Linked DNA regions of Mus musculus: region 1 is linked to region 2. Evidence: chromatin loops called from intact Hi-C (ENCODE). Cell type or tissue: heart. All regions are shown on one strand.

Region 1 (8,000 bases), 540 kb after region 2:
TCAGAATGTGGAGGGAAGAGTCTCAGGCAGTCCTTCCTTCAGCTTCACTGGTAACGTTTACTGGGGCAGGGGACAGCAAAGGCTTTATTTCTAAGCCTACTCTTATCATTTTGGTTTGAATTGGGGCCTGTGGCCACCACGGATTCCACGTAAGGCATGAGGACTAATCCTTAAAAAGGCTTCTCCCTTAAACATGTATCATTTGGAGGCTGAAAGTACAGAGGCACAGGTGTGCTGAGCACATGTGAGGCCCGGAGTTCAATTTCCAGTGTGTGCACACACTCATACACACACATACACAAATGCTATAATTCTGCATCAGAAACCTCTACACGGTATTTTATTCATGCTAAAATATGGTGCACCAGTAAAGCCAGTACACATTTGTGGATATGCAAGCCTGGGTACAGTAAGCCCATTTTATATAAACACAGGACTGAACTGCATCCACCGACGTCATGAGTGAGAAGCCGGTGACTGTGGCTCAGACTCACACCTCAGAACTGCAGTTGGGTATATAGAGCTACTCTGCAGGCTTCATTTTAGATAAATGAACTCCCAGAAAGGCTAGCAATCGGTCCTTTCAGATTTCTTCTCTCTCTGCTAAACACAGATTCTAGAATTATAGACTTGGTTTTACATGTTTCAATAAACAGAGTTGCACTGATTTTTATCAGTATTTACCTTAACATGAAAACTTGCAGCTTTTGCAGCAACATTTTCTAAATTGGTCTACCTTGGAATGTCACCTATCTACAAACACTATGCCATTATAATTATGGGTGTAAAAAGAATGTATGTATGCGTGTATGTAACATTGGACTTTAACCAGATGTTTTCATCTTTTTTTTAACTGAACCAAAATTACTGCTATAAAAAATGTAGTTTTTAAAATTATGTATTTGAGGGGCTAGAGAGAGCTCAGTAGGTAAGAGAGCTTGCTGCTTAAACATGGGCACCTGAGTTCAGACGCCAGCAGCCACTTACATGTTAGGCACGCTAGTCTGTAACCTCAGTACTGTGGGAGTGAGGCTGCCAGTAGCTTCCCTATCCAGGTTCAGTAGAAGACCCTATCCCAGAAGAGGGAGGCCTGGAGTGATAGAACACTGTGATCATCTCCTCACCGGCCTCCACATGTGTGCAAATAATATGTGCACACCTGCACACAGCATACACACACACAAACACACATTTCTGTATTTGAAACAACATGTTAATGAGTACCTTTCTGTTAATCAAATATTGTAACTTATGCTTTATCTTCAGGAACCTTCCATTTAAAAAAAAGTAACCAGGACAATTTTCACAAACATGCTTATCTCATACAATAACAACAGTTAATTTCATATAATAACAACAGTTAATGCTCTCCTATCATGTTTGGTTCTGTAACCTGGAAATGTAGGATGGGTGCAACTGCTGTTGCACTTATCATAAGACCATGTATATAATATGCATCAGCCAAGGAACATTGCTGTCCTACTACACAAATGAACAGTATGGACACTATTGCTATTATTGTAACTTTTTTGAGCTAGACTCTTACTGTGTGTTGTTGGCTGAGCTGGAACTTGCCATGTAGACCAGGCTGGCCTACACTTACATCAGCCTAGCAAGTGCTAAATTCAAAGCATGTGCCACCACACCGGGCCCAATTGTTACTGTGTTCTGTTAGAGAAACATTCCACTACTGAGCGGTATACCCACAGCTCTATGCAGTCTTAAGACCAAGAGAGAGCCATTAGATTATTTTCTTTTAATTTATACAACTGCTACTGTGGTGTGTGTGTGTGTGTGTGTGTGTGTGTGAGAGAGAGAGAGAGAGAGAGAGAGAGAGAGAGAGAGATCGGCTTCTTACCCAACACTGAAAACTCAAGGATAAGCTGGCTTAGTGGGTAAAACAATTGCTGCATATGCATCAGGATTTGAGTTCAAATTCCCAGAAAGCATGAAAAGCAGGCCACATAGTTCATGCGCCTGTAGTCCCAGTACTACAGGGAGACGGAAGGTAGACACTGAAGAATCCCCAGAAGTTCAAGGGTCAGCCAGTCTGGCATATCAGGTGGAAAAGCAACAGGGACCCGCTTTAAACAAAGTTGATGGCATGGGCTGACACCTGAGTTTGTCCTCTGACCTCTATACAAATGTTATGGCACCAATGGCCCCATATAAAAACAAAACAAACAAAATTATCTCAAAGATGGATATGATCTGGTCTTTCTCTGCCCTGGCCTTGGAGGCAAATGATTATCAGTTGATGTCCTAACTCTAATCTAGGGGCCATAAAATTGCAAAGGAGATGCCCCAATTGCAGAAATCCAGAGTAGGAAATAAACTGTAGTAACCGAGAGAACACATTATAAGCAGATTGTCTGGGTCTAGTTCCTAGATTTACTACTTGCTGTGTGACATTAGGCATGTTACTTACCCACTCTGTATGTCAGTGCTCCCTACAAAATAGGTGTAGCTGCAACCTGAAGTTTGCTTGAGTGTTAGAGGCTTAGTACAACACATGGCGGATCCTCACTCTTGTGACCTAGTGTGTCAGGGACAAAATAAGACCAAACCAGGAAGCTTGGTACCGAAACAGGAGCTGCATTGAGTGGGGGTCATGACAAAGGGAGTGGAAAGATGAGGGAGAGACCTGCCTATGACTCCAGACAGGCTCACGTTAGGAAAGTTCTCGGAGACTTTGAGGAAGAGCCTCCAGTCTGCATTGCAGACAGACACCTCTGGTGTAGAAGGAAAAGTACAGAGAAGATGGGGTGGGAGACATACTTGCCTGCAATCCCAGGCCGCACTGTTGGCTGTTAGCCTGGGCAACATAAAGAAACTCCATCTCAAAAGGGGATGGAGAAAGGAGGGTCCCAATGAGAGATGAACCCTATTAAAGGGCAGGGGAAGAATTCGGGTTTACTCAGATGATGAACTCGGCGAGCTTAGACTAAGGGAGATGGGCAGTTCTGATATTTAGCTTATGTGATGAAAAAGCAGGGGAATGCAGGTTTAGGGATAAGATTTTGGCTTTGTAGAGCTTTGGGGGGGTCTGTGGGATGAGCAGAATTTGTGCTTAGGGCATGCCGCTGCCGAGCTTTAGATAAGATTTTGGACTCACTGGGATATGGGCAGGGTCTAGGAAAAAGGAATATATGAAGAGATTCAGGGATGGTTCTGGAAAGCCCACCACTGAAAAGCCAGAGTTAGCTAGCAAAGAAGAATGGTAAGTGAAGGGGAGACTATAAATAAATCAAGTCATGAAAAATTATGGGAATTCTAGGAGGACGTGTTCAAATTCAGGAGAGAAAGAGGTCAAGTGGAACTAAGAATCACCCCTTGGAGTTGGCACTTAGGAAAAAAAGAGCTTTAAGAAAACCTACAAGCTATTGTTGCAATAGTCTAATGAAGTGTAGCAAGAGACTGAGTCCTCTTCGTTAATATTTTAAGTTGCTAGGCTGAGTTCCTAGAGAATAACCACAAGTGTGATCTAGTTTCACCCTTGCTACTTGGTATTTTCTTAGGGCCTGGCGAGAAGATGCCACATCAGCGCACACACACGCACACGCGCGCGCGCGTACACACACACACTCGCATTGATGGTGTAAAGAATGAATGGGTGACAACAGGTCTGCAGTGCCAAAGATCTGCCTCTGCAGGGCTCTGGGAGCCCCCACCACGTGGCTAGTTCTAAGCAGTAGCAGGAAGCTCCGAGGAGGAGTGACAACAGTTGTTTTAACAGAAACTTTAAGATTGTTAGCTTCTAGGGGTGATCTGGTGGTATTTGCCGGTGGTAAAGGGAGACCCACGTTTGGTGATGAAGATGCGGATGACATATATAAACCTGGGCAATCTTGGACAGCTTTTTCTATGTGCCGTACCTTTGTTTTATTTCCTCTCTCTGCAGGGAGTACTGTATTTCCTTCTCCTTGCAGCACACACTTGTCTTCTGGCCCACAGCTCAGCAGGCAGGCTAGGTCAAGCTTGGCCCGTCCACCAGGCATGACAGTGGCTCTAGGCGCAATAGTCTCCCGGATTCTTCCAAAAACTTACCTGGGAACTCTGACGTGGAGCTATTAGGAGCGCACGGAGGACAGGACGCGGCCGTGACGAGGGCGCCCTGAGTGGGGGCGCAGGCAGGGCCCCGGCGCTTCGTCCTCACTGTGCCCGCGGCCGCCCGCCGCGCGGGTCTCAGCGTGTGTCCGCAGCCCGGGCTGCCGGGTCGCCCGGCCGCTCGTGCCACGGATGCCGGCAGGCCAGGCCGCCCACCCCGGGGCCCGCGCCCTCCGCCTCCCGCGGCCCGGCCGCTCCGCGGGCCGCCGCACTGCGCATGAGCGGGAGCCCGGCGAGCCCGTGAGAGGCGCCGCCGCCGCCGCCGCCGTCCATTCGCTGCGGAGCCGGAGGAGGAGGGGAGAGGTCCGGAGGACACCAACATGGTGAGGAACCGCGGCGCCGTGCCGCCCGGCCCGGGCCCCCGGCCCCGCCGCGCTCCGCTACCGCTGCTCAGCCGGCGCCCAGCTCGGCCCGTCCCTCCCCGGCGCCGCCGCTACGCGAGGGCCCGGCAGCGGAGCGCGGCGGGGCCTAGTCGCCGGAGCGGGGCCGGGCGCGGAGGCGTTGGGGGACGGCCCGCGCCCCATTGTGCGGCCAGGCGGCGCCTGGGCAGCGGGCCTGGCGCTGCCTGGTCCCGGCCGGGCCCCTCGGTGCTGGCGGCCCTGGCGAGCCGGCGTCGGCCTTGCTGGTCCGCGCTGGCGCCAGGCGCCAGGCGCCCGGGAGTTGGGGCGGCTCGGCTGAGGCTCGGTCCCTGCGAGGGGACTGGGAGGCTCCGGGCTGCGGACGGAAGTGCAGCCGGGGGACCCGAGACCTGCTGCCTTCCGAGCGCCTGCTCTATGTGCTTGGGGTGGGAGGAGTAATTGCTTTATTATAGCAGTTAGGGACCATTTGTGATTCTTAAGAAACAGTTTGTCAAGTTGCTCCTCTCCTGGTTTTTGTTTGGGTGAGAAAAAGTCACGGAAGCTGGAAGACGCTGTGGTGAGCTGAGTCCTTTGTCATTAAGTACCTGGCGCTGCTGGTCACTGCTTTTCAGTTTGGAAGTATACAGTCACACCTTGTTGAAGTTCCCGGCTGGCTGCTGGGAGAAGAGTAAAAGTGATGAGGTCCTTCGCTCCGGAGAGCTGAAAGGCTTCTTTGGGGAGGGTGTATGCCCAGTCTTGAGTCGTGGGGGGTTGATTTTCGCTCAGTGACACTTATATGGCCCCAGCCTTGGTGTCATGTGTTGATTATGTGTTTAGGTCCCAACAGAGTCAAGATTTCTCTTCTGTGCTTACGTTCGTAAAACTTTATATTTGTAAGGAAGTTCCGGTTAGTGTTTGGATTGAGAGTACAGTAAAAGTTCAGAGACCCAAGAGAGAGTTTGCAGGTTCTCCTTTAATTATTTGAACAGGCCTTGGATATTACTCCTGAACCCCCAAGAGTTTCCACTCTCTTACTGGGGTGCTTTCAGCAGGCTAAAATAATAGAGTGCGCGTCTCTGATGGACATTCATCACGAGTATGTATGCAGTTTCCCACAGTCCACATCAGACACCTGCCCTCGAACCCAGTGCCTGCCAGTGCTCATTAGGAATATAGGATTCATGCCGTTTCAGTGAGAGCTAGGGTTAGGACTTGTAGCCTTCTGTTCCTTTGGTTAATATTAAATCAGCTCATTTTGGAGCTTAGCCATACGTCATGCAATCGTACTGGTTGTGGTTCCTGGTTGTTAAGATGTCCTTAACTTAAGGCACTTTCTATGCCTTTACTCATTTTCTGTCACATGTACAGTCTAGGTATGATCTTGTTAGTTTAGAAAGTCAATATGGGTCCATAAGAATCTTATAGTAAAAATATTTCATTATAAATTTATAGTTGTTTTCCTAGACGTTATAAAATGGTTTGGTAAGACTGTTAGGAGTTTTGTTTTTGGTATGTGTACCACAACTAATTTCTACAACACAAATTATTGTCCGTTTTAGGAAAGACATAATAATAGATTATCTCACTTATTTTTATAAGGGGGAGGGAAAAAAACCCCACAAGCTACCTACCTCTCATACTCACACAGAGACCAAAAATAGCCCAGGGCTGGGATCAAACCTAGGCAGGGTTTCATGCTTGATAGGCAAGTGTATTTTAAGAAGTATTCAAAACATCTGAGTTTTTCCCCCTTATTTATTAGATGTCAGGACAGGGTTTGTTAACTTCTAAAGTTCTACCATGTTTAATAATTTTATGATTCCAATGATTTTTTTAAATGTGTAAGATATATGCAGATGCTGTAATTTATTAGATTTTTATAAATTACATAAGCCTTTAGACCTACAGTGTCTTAGATCACTTGATATGTTTCCTCCCCCTTTACAGAAGTAGACATTGAGGCTCCAGAAGGTTTGGAGGTTCAGGTTTATAAGATGGTTCAAAAATATAACTATTTTCTCCCAGTCTATCCTTTCTTGGTATTTGTGGTACATATAAATAAGTCTTTAAAAATCTCGTGAACTTTAGAAGAATGGTTGAAAATTGAATTAAAGATTAAATTATAATAAAAAGGAAAATAACTAGTATAGTAACTACGTTAAGTAGCAGAATTAAAAATAATGGGTTGCTAATTACTGCCTTAATGAATTTAAAATGTGTAGACTTTGAAATGTATACTTATATTTTCTGCAAATAGCAGGCCCTAAAATGCAATGTGTAAATCTGTCCTGGGTTGTCTTTTAGGATTTGTTGCGTATCCTCCGTATATCCACAAGTAAAGTTAAAAGAAGGTCTGATTGCTTTTACTATTCATTAGGTATCTGCCATGTATCTCACACTGTGAGATATATCTGTATGGATCAGACAGAAACCTGGAAAAGTCAGACAGAAATCTAGGAAAGTCAAAAAATAAACATTGTATATATTTCTTTCCCTACAGTTGGGTGTTACATGTTATGGGGGCGAGACAGTATCAAGGGAAGGGGATGATCACGGGAGTACTAGGGCCAGGTGGTGGAAGTGTGGATACAAAATAACAAAATCGTGTTTGCAGGACTGATAGATAACACCTGAGCAAATCGGGAGTCGAAGAAGACGGAAAGAGCTTTTGTGAGGCTGGTAGCCAGAGAGCAGTGTGTGGCATGAGTTGAAGAGGTCACTAGAGTAAAGACGGGAAGTAATAGGTTGTGCTTTGCCTGGTGAACATTGGAAAGATACCAGAGTTTTTCAGAGACAGGAAGCACTGCGTGGTAAACTCTGAGCGGTATGGCAGCTTTTCTTTGTCTCAGGTATCCTGTTACAATATGATAGTCATTTTAAGGCAGTCTTTTACTTACAAGACTCTCATTAAAGTTTGGGTATTTTTAATGTGGGCTATGTATACAGAGTTTTGAATTCTGTTTCACAATATAATGGTAACACACCATTTCCCTCTAGCTGTTCTAGGGGTAATTAAAAAACCATTTTCTTAAATTGTTGGATGTTTTGGTGATTTGGTACATCAGTGACTGTGTGCAGAAAACTTGGCTTTTAAGGAGAGAAGAAATTGAGATTGTGAGAACATAGTGCCTGCTAGTCTGACAGCTGATAACGATGTATCCTACTCCCACTGTGGAGTAGGCAGCATCACCACCTCCTGTCAGCAGAGCTGCAAATGTCTTGGTGGTTCTTAGCGATGTGAGCAAGGAGAAGAGCTGGGATAGGAAAGAAAAGAGACTACACACAGGGTCCTTAACTCCATACTTGATTCCTCCTCTAGTTCTCACCCCCCCCCCCCCCCGTTTTACAAAAAGCAAGCAATATTTCACTACTGATATGGAATCTCTGGCTAGTCTGACTCTAGTTTCTTACATTGAATACAACCTAGTTGCTTCTATTTTAAATCAAATGTCCTGATATAAATATTAAATATGTAATTGAAAACTAAAGCTTTTGGTATATGGTGAAAAACATTGTAAATAAACTGAGTGTGGGTTGTTTTTTCTTTTTAAGTTG
Region 2 (8,000 bases):
TTGTTCAAAATTGTTGGATGAGGGGGGCTAGGAAATTGGCTCAGCACTCGCTGCTTCTGCGGAGGATCTGGCTTGATTCCCAGCACCCATAAGGTGACCCAACCATCTGTAACTCTAGTTCCTGGGGGATCTGACATCCTCTTCTAACCTCCTTTGGCACCCGACATGCACATGGTATATATACATGATACATGGAATCAACATGCTTATGTCCATAAAGTAAATCTCCTTTTTTTTTTCCTTTTAAATCTATTTTTTTCTTTTTCAACCCAGGACTCACAATGGGTGTCTGAAATGAAGATAGTCTTATGGGACTAAACCCATAGTCTATCAGGTAGATCTTTTCCCCAGGTAGAGTCAAAATTCAATTGGAGTTTATACAATTAGTATCTGAGGAGTTGGAGAATTGCTTATTGTGAATGGAACACCCTTCCCCCCACCCCAAATTAACTAGTATATGAAATCGTTCCCCCTTTTGTAAAACTTTGAAAAACAAGACCAATGAAATACATACGTCACATACATACACAGAGACTGATAAGAAATTGCTCATGTGGCTGGAGAAGCAAAGGGTTGTACCATCTGCCATGCGTATGCAGGAGGTCGGGAGGCTGGTGGGAGAGCACAGAGGAGAATCATGAGTAAATCCTAATTCCAGTCTGAAAGCCTGAACCTGAAGCACAATGGGAGGAAGACTACCATCCAGCAGTATGGCAGAAACGAACCAGTTCCTCCTGGCCTTTTGTTCTATTTAAGCCCTTAGCAAAGGGGGTTAGGCCTACCAGGGAGGTGTCTGTTTTACAGAGTTTACCAATCCAATGCTAGGCTATTTCAGAAATGCCTTCATAGACATAACATAGAGGCGACATCTAGCCAGACATCTGGGTACCCTGTAGCCCAGCTAAGCTGACACATAGACCTTCCTACTGCCATGCGGAGCTTTCCCTGACTGATTCCCTCACTACCCAGTAGCTTGCTTAACCTGCCAGGCTGCGTGCTAGCTAGACAGATTCGGTGTACCTTTCCTCCCACCCCCTGTGCTCTCAGTGTCAAAGGCAAGGCATAAAATACATTCATGGATGAATGAACAGAGTGAAAGATGCAAATGTTAGCAGGACTGGAGGCTGGAATGAGGTGGAGTGTGTGGGGCGATGGTGTGTTGGTAGCCGGTAGCTAGGCTCACAGCTCCGGAGCTGTGAATGGATTTAGAGAGATGTATTTTCATTTTTGAGTGGGATGGGTAGGGATTGAATCATCAGCATGAGAAATGAGGGCTGGGTTCGGTGGCCACAGTTTTTGGAAGGAGAAAGAGGCACGAGGAATTGAAGTCAATCATTCTGTTATTTCAAGAATTGAAGAAGGCAGCTCCTGTAATTCCAGCCAATACCCCAAACAAGGGAAAAATCAAATCACCATCCAAGGTTGCATACTAATATGATCATAAGACACAGTTTTAATCACGAATGGCCTTCTACAGATTCAGACACTGTCTGAGAATACATCCATTCGTCTAGGAAAGTTCTCTCAAAGTTTATTTTGATATCACTTAATAATTCTGAATACTAGGAATTTGTGGTAAGTTGTAACCTTTGTTGAAAGGCAATAAACCCATTTTACACTGCATTCATGCTCTGATGTATTCATATGCTTTAAATATGAAATGTCTCCCATAGGCTTCTATGTTTAATAGTTCTCAGCTGGTGGTGCCATTTTGGGGAGATTATAGAAATTTGAAGATTACATCTGGTCTCCTTCCCCATTCTGCCCTGTCCATCATGAGGCGAAGAAGTTCTTTCACCACATACTCCTGCCGACATGATAGTCTGTCCAGGAGTGTGGGCCAAGCAACCATGGAGCAGAGTCCCTAAAGCTGTGAGCCATTAGGTCATTTTGTTCACAGCCACACTAGTGTGAACTCCTCAAAGGCCTGTACTGTGGGAGGGGCTCAAGGTCCAGCAGCAAATGAGACACAGGATATCTGTCCTTTCCTAAGTGTATTTTGAAGATCCTCTCATTGCTTATTTATTTGTTTGTTTGTTTATTGCAGCACTGTGGACCAAATCCAGGGTCGTGTGCACAGTAGGAAAGCACTGGACCCCAGAGCTACATCCCCTTCCTAACTTTACTTTGGATTTTAAGTCAGAATCCCACTAAGTTCCCCAGGCTGGCTTTGAACTCCCTCTGTAGACCAGACTGACTTTGACTTTTTCATTTCCCTGACTTAGATTCCTAAGCAGCTACATCAATAGGCCTACACCCTTAGGCCTGGCTAGCCCTTTAAAGACCAAAGCATTCTTTCTGAAAGAGTCCTATGACATATTGTAATTATTTATCCAAGATCCACAGTCTAGTCTCCTGTTGGGAAGTTGATTAGCTTTTTTATTTTTTGTTAAATACAAATGTTTTGAATAAAAATAATGGAAGGGCATCTAATGTTATGAATCTCCAGAGTCTCTGCTTTTAAGTTCTTGGACAACACATCCACAGGCTGTTAGCATAGTGGCTCCAGACACCGTTCTGAAGATGTCATCTGGTGAATCACTCCCAGACTGATATGCTGAAAACCCAGCTTCCAAGATCATAGGATTGCTTTTAAGAAGCGTTAAATTATGGACATTCCACTTTGTGATTGGGAGTAATGCCCTGATAAAGGAGGCTTCAGAGGCCAGTGAGCATCTTGTGCCATGTGATGCTTCAGTGAGATGAGGTTCTCTGAGGAAGCCGACCCTCACCAGACCCTGAATGTGCAGAGCCTTGATCTTGAATTTTCCAGCTTCCAAACAGCTGAGAAATAAAATTCTATTGCTTGTAAGAAACCAAGTTACAGCATCTCGTGCTTTCTTTCACAGTGTGCCCTCTCCTCAGTGCTACGCTATATTTAGAATATTAAGGTAGGCCATTTTATGAATGTCTCCTAGGTGCTCAGAACACTCAATAGCATTCAGTCAGGCTTCCTTCCCTCTAGTAGGAAAGGCTTCTGAAAAGCCTTCTTGGGAAATAGTGTTCCTCTGCCCTCTCATGCATGAGCTCTGCCTTTCAACACGGAAAGTCAGCTTGCTCCTCCAGACTGGGGTCCAGGTGAATAAGCTAATTGTAATAGGATGTAAAGGCAACATTTGCTGGGGAAGATCAAAGGTCTGGGTCTAATAATTTATGTTACTCCTTGGCTGCAGGGCGGATCACTAGTCACTGCCAGCCGTAAGGCAGTTTTCCACAGCACTGTTAAACAGGCTTCTGCGGTCTTAACTCCAGAGAAGGAGGACACGGAGTTGAGTAGATGTAAGAAAAAAAAATACTTAGGTCAAAGACTGAAGGAGATGCTAGTAGAAAGAAAGTAGATAAGTGTGAGCGACTGAGAGATAGGTGGGCCTTAAAGGAATGCGGGGGCGAGGAGGCAGGGAAATGGTTGCATCGAAGTCATAACCGTACTTGAAGGGTCAAGTGAGAGGATCCCTTAGTGTAGGCAAACAAAACAAAACAAAACAAAAACCAAAGTAGTCTAGAAATTACAATTCCCTGGGAGAGGTGCTGGAATGTCTAAGGCTGTGGGAGCGGCTAGGTCCCCAGAGAAGGGGGCGCATGAACAGGAAAAGCAATAGGACAAGGGTACACAAGGGAAAATGGCAGGCTTCCCCTCCTCAGCGGCAGTTTTGTCTGCTTTTCCAGAAAACCATCAGTCTACCTATCAGGGCCAGACTCAGCATGTGGCAAGGCTCCCCCAACCCCCACCCTCGGTTAGCTTCTTCTTGCTCAAAAACCTGATTTTGATCCTTCTAGAACATCCGCGATCCTTTTGCAGCGTCTTTAGGCCTGGGGGCGGGCGGGGGGGGGGCGGGGAAGCTCCATCTTAGTCACCTTGCACCTGGGGTCTTTGAAGTTACAGGCTGAGTTTGGAAGTGAAACCATTTCCGCTCTGAGGCTTTGACACTGCCAGGTACAGCTCTTAAAAGAGCTGCCCATCAGCTACACGGACATCCAGAGGCAAACACTAGCACGAAACACTTGGAAAGCAGTCTGGAAAAGGTCCTCACTGTCCCATGCTTAGAGTGCGGTGCAAGACGCTGTGAGGTGCCGCTGTGACAGTCCCTAACTCTCTAGACACACCCAGACCCCTGGGCCTGCAGCGCCTCCAGCGTAGCGAAGAGTGAGCGAAAAGCCCCACGCAGGCGCAGGAGCATAGAGGCTAGGACGTGGCAGGGCGTGTCCTGATGGGGGCGCGGCCCGGGCTGGGACCTAATTAGGGAGGTGGCCATGGTAGGGGGGTGGCCTTGTCTGAGGAAAGTACCGTATCCAGGGATGTGGCAGCTGCCTGGGACAAGGCGGGGCTTATAGTGCAGCGTCTCTGGGGGCGGGACCCTGGTGGGTGTGTGATCTTGGCAGGGGCGTGGCGTGGCGGGGCCAGGTCGGGCTAGGCTGGGCTGCCCAGGGCGTTTCCGTTGCACGGAGTTGTGAAGAGTACTGCCTTGTCCTTTGGCGTGTGCATCGGTCCTGCTCTCACCCGCAGCCTGCGCTCTACTGCCTGGTAAGTGGCCGTAGTCCCGGGAGCGACTCCTCCACCAAGGGCTCAGGGCCCTTTTGGGGTCAGGGGACCAGAGCTCCAGTGACCCTGTCTCTCTTTTCCCCTCTCCCTGCAGCTCCAGTCCACTCCTGACCGACAGCATCATGGTAAGCCGTGTGACCGCGACCAGGGCGATCGGGACCCTCTCTGAAGGCAGCTGCCTTCGCAGTCTCTTGGTTTTCGCCTTTCCCATCTGTGTCCCGCTCTGTGTCCTCTCTGTGACCTCTTGGGTGTCCCCCTCCGTGTGCGCTCTCCTGTTTTCTCCCTCGCCCCGGAGTGTCCGGAACCAGCCGGTGTTTCTCCCCGGTGCATGTGAATCAGGCCGCCCCAAATCCAGAGTTGCCAAAATTAGATCCGGAGCAGGAACAGTTCTCTTGGTCATGTGAGGAGAACGCCCTTTGGCTTCCCCTATTTTTTTATTTTTCCCGCAGTTTCCTGTGTTTGAATACTGGGTGTGCGTGGGCAATCTCCATGGTGCTTCAGGGGAGCTTTTTCCAGCGCAAGGCGCAACTTATTTAACAGGAACCGACTGTGCCTTTTCTTTCTCTTTTTCTGCTAAAGGCAGTGAACCAAAAAGCTGGGTTTCCAAAGTAATGAACTGGCAAAACGAGTTCTGAATTGAATTTGCCTTGGGATTCTTTCAGAAGTTGACTTCCGAATAGGTTTTTGTTGTTGTCATTGTTTTAGGAGATCTCTTAGTATTTTTCAAGACTGTAGCAAAGAAAAGTTGATTTTTGTTTTGTTTTGTTTTGTTTTCCAAGCTAGGGTTCCTCTGTGTTGCCTTGGCTGGCCTCGAACTCACAGACTGCCTCTGCTGAGGGCTAGAACTAAAAGCCTTCACCACCACCGCCCAGCGTATGTAGTAATTTTTCAAAGCTGGTCATGTGAAGAAGTTATCATACCTAAAATATTCCGCCCTGAGGCAAAGTGGTTATACCTGGAATCCCACATCTTGGGAGGTAGAGGCAGGAGGATCAGGAGTGAAAGATCATCTTTGGTCATCAAGGGCCTTGGCTTTAACAGGCGGCCTCAACAAACAAAACAACAAAGCTTTCATCCTGAATGAAACTAATTTAATCTTGCCAATGTGACTGACCTGTTCAGAGTCTGGACAATCTTTTAAATAAGTGTTTCAGCCTACTCAGTGTGCCTGAAAACACACACACACACACACACACACACACACACACACACACACTCACACACTCGATCTCTCTCTTCCTCTCCCTCCCTCCCTCCCTCCCTCCCTCCCTCCCTCCCTCCCTCCCTTCCTCCCTCTCTCCCCTTCCCCCTTCTTCCTTCCTTCCCTCCCTTCCCTCCCTCCTTCTCTCCTTCTCCCCCTTCTTCCCTCCCTCCCTCCCCCCCTCCCTCCCTCCTTCCCTCCTTTCCTTCCTCCCTCCTTCCCTCCTTCCCTCCCTCCTTCCCTTTCTCACCAGTTAACTAGCTTGCTTGCTTTAGTACCATTGGATAAGATTTCATGACTCTTCCCAAGAGGCTGTGGAGGGATTAAGATGATTTGGTAACGCTATTGAGTTTATACAGTGTACAGTGTTGCCATTCTCTGGGTTTGCACATGAATAGATAGTTTGCTCATATTACCTCAAGGGGACCTTGGATTTAGGTTCTTCAGCAATAAAGTGCATTTTTTTTTTTTTTTTGTGGGATTAGCTTTACTCCTCTGAGGAGTTTATTTTCATATGTTGGTGTGGTGATAGACATGGTGATTATCAAGCCTCATAGAACAACCCCTCCATCCTTGCCTATTTGGCTTACTCTTAAATAGCTTGTAAATTTCCCAGGGATGTCTCCAGTGTTTTGGTTTTGACAAGGTCCTGATGTGCAGCCCAGGTTGGTTTGGAAGGGTAGGCTTCCTCTTTCTGTGAGACCCCCTTGCCTCAGCCTCCCAAGCCCGGAAATGACAACCGTGCCACCGCAACCGTGCCACCGCAGCCAGCTTGCAGCTTCTCAATCAACTATTTTTCACTATATCCACTCTTTATAGGTAGTATTGGAAACACTGTAGCACGCTGAGCTTTTCAGTGGCTTTGTCAGTAATCTTTGGAAAGCACATAAGTAAACCACTTCCTTAAAATATCTCAGATTAGGGTAGTGTTTTGTATCTTGCATTTGGTGATACAGTATGCCCACCCACATTTTATAAGTGCTGTCCCTCCCTCTCCCTAGTGGTTTTGAGGACCAGATCTCAAAGAGTTCAGCCTGGCCTTGAACTCAATATGTAGCTGAGGATGACTTTGAACTTTGACCCTCCTGCCTTGACTTCCCAAGTGCTGGGCTTACTGGTGTGCACCCCCATGTCTGTCTATAGCTGCATTCTGCTGTCCTCTGGATTCTGATGTCGTCTAGGAAAACTGGAGCTTTATGTTAGGTTTCACAGAGTTTCTTTTGTTGGAAGAACTTTTGTTGACCCAAAGGATAGGAACCAGAGACTTGCATTCCATGACATCTGGAGAGGATGGTATTAGATTTCTACCTCAGAGGTGTGTGCTTCAGCAACTAAAAATGCATTGTTTAAATATTAATGTCTCTTGCTTATTGAAATAGTTTTCCACTACAACAATTCTTCATATTTATGAACTTTGACTATGTACCTATATTAATAATTTACTTTTACTTATGTTGGGACTGCACCATTTATAAAAGTACAAAAACACAGAGGCAGGTGTTTAGGCAGAATATGAGTATGACCATCTTGCTAAGAATTTAAATAGAAAGAATTGGTTGAGCTAGGTAGTGGTATACTCCTTTAATCCCAGCACTCAGGAGGTAGGGGCAGGTGGATTTCTGTGAATTTGAGGCCAGCCTGGTCTACTGAGCAAGTTCCAGGACAGCCAGGGATACACCACAGAGAAACCATGTCTTGAAAAAAAGTTGTCTGTATCTCATAGACAAATGAACCATTTCATAAATTTTAATTCTGTTCAAAGATTTCATTTTCAGGTAATCAAATTTTAAGAATTTAATTTTGGGCGATCTGAATTTAATTTTACTAGTTTTGTTGTTCTTTTTTTTTTTTTTTTCTTTTGGGGGTAGTTGCTTTTCGAGAGGGTTTCTCTGTGTAGCCTTGGCTGTCCTGACCAGGCTGGCCTCAGACTCATAGAGATCCACCTGCTTCTGCCTCCCAAATGCTGGGGTGAAGGGTGTGCACCATCACTACTCAGCTGGTTTTGCTGTTCTTAAAGAGTTAATATGTTCACTAGAGTAGGAATGTCATGAACACAAAAACTGGGCTGTATAAATGTTCAGTAGAAACTCCAAGAGTACCAGTTACCTCTGTGATGTGTATTTAAACTGTTTAAGAGTTGGTTGGAAGATTTGGGAGTTGGTTTAGAATTGTGGACTCATAGCAGTAATTTACCAAGGCCCCTTGCAGAGCTGGCAGGATCAGAGTAAACACGTTCATTTTCTCTGAGCTCATTACAAA

The links. Hi-C counts contacts between places; a loop is a spot of excess contacts. Peaks named below come from ENCODE experiments on the same cell type or tissue, not always from the same donor. Only the 100,000 strongest peaks of a DNase experiment are listed, where the experiment ranks them.
Region 1: a loop joins it to region 2, with 2.4 times the contacts of the local background. A loop is called at or near these places in 2 of 42 quality-filtered maps.

What each region holds. Positions count from the first base shown.
Region 1 is chr3:35,929,215-35,937,214 of GRCm38, reverse strand. Dcun1d1 (DCN1, defective in cullin neddylation 1, domain containing 1 (S. cerevisiae)) reads left to right here and starts at 4,249. Exons shown (of 7, transcript NM_001205361.1): 1 at 4,249-4,430. The coding sequence starts at 4,428. It overlaps Gm15952 (a long non-coding RNA gene), which reads right to left and starts at 4,137. Exons shown (of 4, transcript XR_880768.3): 1 at 4,048-4,137. In heart, no CTCF peak of the experiment used is centred here; DNase peaks (open chromatin) are centred at 4,374, 4,824 and 5,114; H3K4me3 peaks cover 3,322 bases; H3K27ac peaks cover 2,725 bases.
Region 2 is chr3:36,472,095-36,480,094 of GRCm38, reverse strand. Anxa5 (annexin A5) reads left to right here and starts at 4,208. Exons shown (of 13, transcript NM_009673.2): 1 at 4,208-4,522; 2 at 4,635-4,665. The coding sequence starts at 4,663. 1810062G17Rik (RIKEN cDNA 1810062G17 gene) reads right to left here and starts at 4,158. Exons shown (of 3, transcript NM_028183.1): 1 at 3,856-4,158; 2 at 528-611. The coding sequence starts at 3,960. Mir7009 (microRNA 7009) reads left to right here and starts at 4,571; the gene lies at 4,571-4,634. In heart, a CTCF peak has its summit at 4,143; DNase peaks (open chromatin) are centred at 3,684, 4,264 and 4,884; H3K4me3 peaks cover 2,528 bases; H3K27ac peaks cover 2,707 bases.